Linked DNA regions of Homo sapiens: region 1 is linked to region 2. Evidence: chromatin contacts called from ENCODE Hi-C or POLR2A ChIA-PET data. All regions are on one chromosome and are shown on one strand. The core of a region is the stretch at or near the end of the contact, and the rest is flanking DNA. Distances in the headings are between cores, read along the strand shown.

The links. Hi-C counts contacts between places; a loop is a spot of excess contacts on that map. ChIA-PET counts read pairs that join two places held with the same protein, here RNA polymerase II (POLR2A). Pooled maps may share reads with other maps.
Region 1: POLR2A ChIA-PET joins it to region 2 with 12 read pairs in T-cell. The contact joins the promoter of IQCC here to the enhancer-like site in region 2. A Hi-C loop is called at or near these places in 2 of 50 pooled maps. POLR2A ChIA-PET finds 5 or more read pairs at or near these places in 14 of 52 experiments (A549, AG04449, BJ and 10 more).

The regions. Positions count from the first base shown.
Region 1 is chr1:32,204,307-32,207,006 of GRCh38, reverse strand. IQCC (IQ motif containing C) reads right to left here and starts at 1,336. Exons shown (of 5, transcript NM_018134.3): 1 at 1,284-1,336; 2 at 710-853; 3 at 246-498; 4 at 1-5. The coding sequence starts at 1,325. It overlaps CCDC28B (coiled-coil domain containing 28B), which reads right to left. Exons shown (of 6, transcript NM_024296.5): 4 at 2,628-2,700; 5 at 2,387-2,409; 6 at 1,620-1,813. The coding sequence ends at 1,759. RefSeq lists enhancers at 1,179-1,398, 1,848-2,349.
Region 2 is chr1:32,131,988-32,135,212 of GRCh38, reverse strand. All of the region lies in intron 1 of KPNA6 (karyopherin subunit alpha 6), which reads right to left. Among named protein-coding and RNA genes, the nearest start is that of KPNA6, 26 kb to the right of the region's middle. Within about 2 kb of position 1,637, at least 7 of the 41 ENCODE cell types and tissues checked have a DNase peak (open chromatin) inside an H3K27ac peak, as active enhancers do; they include HCT116 and PC-3, where a contact is called at or near this core.

The sequences.
Region 1 (2,700 bases), core at 87-2,586, 72 kb before region 2:
GGCTTCTGTGAAGGAGGGAAGAAAGGAAGGAGAAAACCTTGAGGGACCAGACCCTGGGAAATGGCCTAGCCTTAGACTTTGGAAACTCCCTCCCCTGCACTGCCCAACCATGTGGTGGCCCTATCCCGGCAGAGGGAAGACGGGAAAGGGATGCAGCTTATCTAGCGCAAGCCTTTCACTCTTCAGATGGGAGGCTGAGGCACAGTGAGGGTCAGGGGCTTGCCCTGATCTTTGCAGAGAGGTACCTGGATTCTCCATCCTTGTCGTGTCTCTGGTCTTCTCTTGGCTGGGTTTCCTGTTCTGCTTCATCTGAAGCCAGGAGCTGTGATCTCTGCAGAGGCTTCCTTGATTTGCTGAGCTCTCTCCTGACTTCTTCAGCACCATCTCCTCCCAGGTGGCCTCTCCCTCAGACTCTTCACATGGGAAGTGGTTCCACAGCCCCTGCTCTGGATTTGCTACCCTGTCTCCTGCTTTCCAGGTCTGATGGGATTTTGCCTTCTGAGAAACAAGAGAGATGTGAGAGCCCCAGGGCTAAACCCTTCCAAGTATCTGGGCACCATGATCTAGCAGACAAGTTGGTGAGGGTTAAGGAGTGGGGTGTGAGGAGGTGAGTCTACTGCCTCTTCCAGTGAGAAAAGCTTATCACTGGGAAGGGTGGGTTCCACCCTGCCCAAGTCCCTCCTTCCCTTCTCTCCTAGGTGTGTTCTACCTCTGGGAGGAATCGCGGCCTGGGAATGCGGCCCTCGGTCCACTGAAGCGTGCCCAGGTCGCCCTCGACCTCTCGTACAATCGCCTCATACTCAGCTCGCAGGCTCTGGAACTGGCGTCGGACCAAGAAGCCCCGGACGCAGGCCTGGTATGGAGAACGAGAGGAAAGAAGTCCCTTATCACGGTAAGAGAGGGGGCATCTCGGAGGACTGTCCTGAAGAGGTCGTCCCGGCGAATGCAAGAGGGGACCTGACGGCGGGGAAAGGATAGGTGGGCTGTGCGCTAGGGCTCCGGGGGGCTCGAGGGACGATGCCAGACTGGATGCCCCTCCTCGCCTTAAGGCTCTTCCCGTTTCCCTGATCCGGCGCGAGCGTGTGGTGGGAGTGGGGACGCGCAGGGCAGGGAGTCCGTGGGTCCCAGCTTTCCTCAGCGCGGTTGGGGACAGCCGGTATCTCCAGAGGTTGGCGCGCAGTTAGGGGACTGAACGTGGTAGCATCTCGCTGGGAGGTCCAGGTACGAGACCCCATGATTTCCCTAAAGGAAAAATCCTGTGAACCCCGCGCCCGCCCCCGCACCTGCAATGCAGACACCTTCCGAACCAGCAGCTCTGGCTCCATGGGCGCCAACTGCCAGGCCCGCCCGCGCGCCTGCGAAGTACGTCATTGGTCGGCGTCGCTCCTGAGCATGCGCGGGCGTGGGCTTTGCCCCAGCCGTTCCCACGGCAACCTCCTACCGTCCAGGGTAGAGGCGTCCTGGCGACAGGCGTACCTGCGTCCCCCCAGCCCCCGACTGCCCCTCCCACAGCCGCAAGGGGCACTCCAATCCCGCAGGCGGTACCTCCATAACCGAGGGCTGTCTCCGCGGAGACCGGGAGGAAAGGCGCAAGGAGGGGAAGCAGGACACGGAGCCGCTTGCTTTCTTTCTGGTTTAATTCCATTCAACGCCCCCCTCCCCCATAGCACCTGGGGGGCCGCAGAACACCCGCCCGAGTCTGTAAAAAGTCACAGTTTGAAGAGAATGAGAGGGGCAGTGTGGGCCTGCGTGGGACGCCTACGCAGCGGACTGCTCCTCAGGCTCGGCGTTCTCGGCCAGGTGCAGCTTCTGGCTGTGCCCGTCAAGGATCGTGGCGCTTTGGACCAGTCCTTCCTCCCACCCCGGTCTCCCATCTTGCACAGGTTTAGTTCCCTCACCTGTGCAAAGGGCCGGGGACGAGGGTCTCGGGCCGTCTGTGGACTGAGGTTGCAGTCCCCGCCTGCCCTCTCTCACCCCCTCTCTCTTCATCCAGATCGTGCAGGTCAGACACACTGGGGTGTGTGCGCGCGCACTCGCGCTGTTTCTGACTGAGGACCAGGTGAGGTGGTAGTGTAAATTAGTAAAAATAATTGTTCAATGCTGAAAGGATAGGAGGACATCGGACAAGCTTTGCTATGATTGATGTCAGCTAAAGTACTCACAAAGATTTTGATCAGTAGTAAAACATCCCCTACAACCACTTTTCTTCTAATTTTGGGGAAATTCTAAATTCCTGTACCTGGGTTTGGGCAGTCTGTGGCTAAATCTGACAGGACTGCAAGAGGTGGGGAAGTTGGTTGTGTGTGAATACTCCTGGAGGGCTGGAGAGGAGGAAACTGACCTCTCAGGAACACACACACATAGACGGGTTCCTTGGAAAGGATACATAGAATTACTGAGGTCTTCCAGCTGCCAACAAAGAGAAAAAGGGAGGCTTCTGTTAGGAGGGGAACCAGGCCAAATCCCCAATGCTCTGGGGGCTATCTTCTGGGGAGGTTGAGGGGCCCAGAGCTCTTGGATCCATGCACTCCCACCTTTTCACCCAGGGCCCAGGAATGGCTTTGGGAGTATGTACCTTCTCCACCCCTCATGCCCCCAGGAACCAAAGCACCCAGACATGAACCCACATTGCTAAGCAGCTGGTCCAGGTTACGGTCAGCCATTGTCTTCTTCTGCTCCTCTGGCAGCCCCTCAGTGACC
Region 2 (3,225 bases), core at 388-2,887:
GCCTGTAATCCCAGCTACTTGGGAGGCTGAAGCAGGAGAATCACTTGAACCCGCGAGGTGGAGGTTGCGGTGAGCTGAGATTGCGCCACTGCACTCCAGCCTGGGTGACAAGAGTGAAACTCTGTCTGTAAATAAATAAATAAGCCAGGAGTGGTAGCACGTGCCTGTAGTCCCAGCTACTCAGGAGGCTGAGGCAGGAAAATTGCTCGAACCTGGAAAGCAGAGGTTGTGGTGAGCTGAGATTGTGCCACTGCACTCCAGCCTGGGCAATAGAGCAAGACTCCATCTCGAAGGAAAAAAAAAAAAGTAAAAAAAAAATAAATAAAATTAAAAAAAAGAAACCCTATTACTCTTTAGCTGTCACCCCCAATGCTCACCCACCTAAGCTGTAAACAATCACTAAGGTACTTTCTATTTCTTACAGATTTGCCTGCTCTGGACATTTCATTTAAATAGAACCATACAATATGTGGTCTTTGACTGGCTTCTTTCACTTAGCATAATGATTTTGAGGTTCATCCATGTTTTAACATATATCAGTACATTCTTTTTATAGCACTTTTTTTTTTTTTTTTGAGACAGACTCTTGCTCTGTTGCCCAGGTTTGAGTGCAGTGGCATGGTCTCAGCTCACTGCAGCCTTTGCCTCCCGGGTTCTAGCGATTCTCCTGCCTCAGCCTCCCAGGTAGCTGAGATTATAGGCGTGCACCACATCTGGCTAATTTTTGTATTTTGAGTAGAGACGGGGTTTTGTTATGTTGCCCAGGCTGGTCTTGAACTCCTGGGCTCAAGTGATCTTCCTGCCTCAGCCTCCTAAAGTGCTAAGATCATAGGCTAAGTCACTGCAGGTTTAGTGGTAACAACCCCCCTAAGCTTTTGTTTATCTGGAAATATCTTAATTTCTCCCTCATTTTAGAAGGGCAGTTTTGTTAGATATAGAATTTTTTTTTTTTTTTTGAGACGAAGTGTTGTACTGTCACCAAGGCTGGAGCGCAATGGTGCAATCTCGGCTCACTGCAACCTCCGCCTCCTGGGTTCAAGCAATTCTCCTGCCTCGGCCTCCCCAGTAGCTGGGACTACAGGGGCCCACCACCCATTTTTTAAATACAAAAAAAAAAAAATTTTGTATTTTTAGTAGAGACGAGGTTTCACCATGTTGGCCAGGCTGGTCTCGAACTACTGACCTCAGGTGATCCACCCACTTCAGCCTCCCAAAGTGCCGGGATTACAGGCATGAGCCACCACGCCTGGCCTCAAGCAATTCTCTTCCTTCAGCCTCCGCAGTAGCTGGGATTACAGATGCCGGCTGCTGCACCTGGCTAATTTTTGTATTTTTAGTAGAGACGGGGTTTCACCACGTTTGCCAGGCTGGTCTCGAACTCCTGACCTCAAGTGATCCGCCTGCCTCGGCCTCCAAAGTGCTGGGATTACAGGGGTGAGCCACCACGCCCATGCTGCCTGGCCAGATATAGAATTCTTGCTTGACGGTTTTTCTTTCAGCACTTTGCTTTTTTGTTTTGTTTTGTTTTTGAGACAGGTTTTTGCTCTGTCATACAGGCTGGAATGCAGTAGTGCAATCAACTCCCTGCAGCCTAGACCTTGTGAGGCAATCTTCCTACCTCAGCCTCCCACACAGCTGGGACCACAGGCCCATGCCATCATGTCCAAGTAATTTTTTTTTTTTTTTTTTTTTTTTTGTAGAGACTAGGTCTTGTGATGTTGCCTAGGCTGGTTTTGAATTCCTTGGCTCAAGTGATCCTCTGGCCTTGGCCTCTCAAGGTGCTGGATTACAGGTATGAACCACTGCACCTGGCCTCTTTCAGCACTTTGTTATCCTACTGCTTTCTAACCTCCACAATTTTTTTTTTTTAAGACAAGGTCTTGCTCTGTCACCGAGGCTGCAGTGCAGTGGTGCAATCATGGCTCACTGCCGCCTCAACCTCCCAGACTCAAGCAATCCTCTTACCTCAGCCTCCTGAGTAGCTGGGACTACAGGTGTGTACCACCACACCCGGCTAATTTTCGTATTTTTTGTAGAGATGAGGTTTCAACATGTTTTCCAGGCTAGTCTCAAATTCCTGGGCTCAAGTGATCTGCCTGCCTTAGCCTCCCAGAGTGCTGGGATTACAGGTGTGAGACCCCGCACCCAGCCCTGCAACCACTTAAAAAAATACTCTGGGGCCAGGCACCGTGGCTCACATCTGTAATCCCAACACTTTTGGAGGCTGGGGCAGGTGGATCACCGGAGCCCAGGAGTTTGAGACCAGCCTGGGCAACAGAGTGGGACCCCATATGTATATATTTTTTCTTTGAGACGGAGTCTCGCTCTGTCGCCCAGGCTGGAGTGCAGTGGCGCCATCTTGGCTCACTGCAAGCTCCGCCTCCCAGGTTCACGCCATTCTCCTGTCCCAGCCTCCGGAGTAGCTGGGACTACAGGTGCCTGCCACCACGCCCGGCTAATTTTTTGTATTTTTAGTAGAGACGGGGTTTCACCGTGTTAGCCAGGATGGTCTCGATCTCCTGACCTTGTGATCTGCCCGCCTCGGCCTCCCAAAGTGCTGGGATTACAGGCTTGAGCCACCACGCTGGGCTGGGACCCCATATTTTTAAAATAAAATGGCTGCACTGACTGGAAATGGTGGCTCACGCCTGTGTTCCCACTTTGGGAGGTTGAGGCAGGCAGATCACTTGAGCCCAGGAGTTTGAGACCAGTCTGGGCAACATGGCAAAACCCCATTTCTATAAAAAATACAAAAAGCCAGACATGGGGGCATGTGCCTATAGTCCCAGCTACCTGGGAGGTGGGAGGATTGCCTGAGCCCTTGCGGTTGAGGCTGTAGTGAGCTGTGATCACACCACAGCACTCTAGCCTGGGCAACAGAGTGAGATACTGTCTCAAACAAAACAAAACAAAACACTTTAATGCTTTAAAAGACACCACTGGGCCGGGCATGGTGACTCATACCTGTAATCCCCGCACTTTGGGGAGCCAAGGCGGGCAGATCACCTGAGGTCAGGAGTTCAAGACCAGCCTGGACAACATGGTGAAACTCTGTCTCTACTAAAAATACAAATATTAGCCGGGTATGGTGGTGCATACCTGTAATCCCAGCTACTTGGGAGGCTGAGGCAGGAGAATTGCTTCTACCTGGAAAGCGGAGGTTGCAGTGAGCCGAGATTACGCCACTGCACTACAGCCTGGGCAACAGAGCAAGACTCCGTCTCA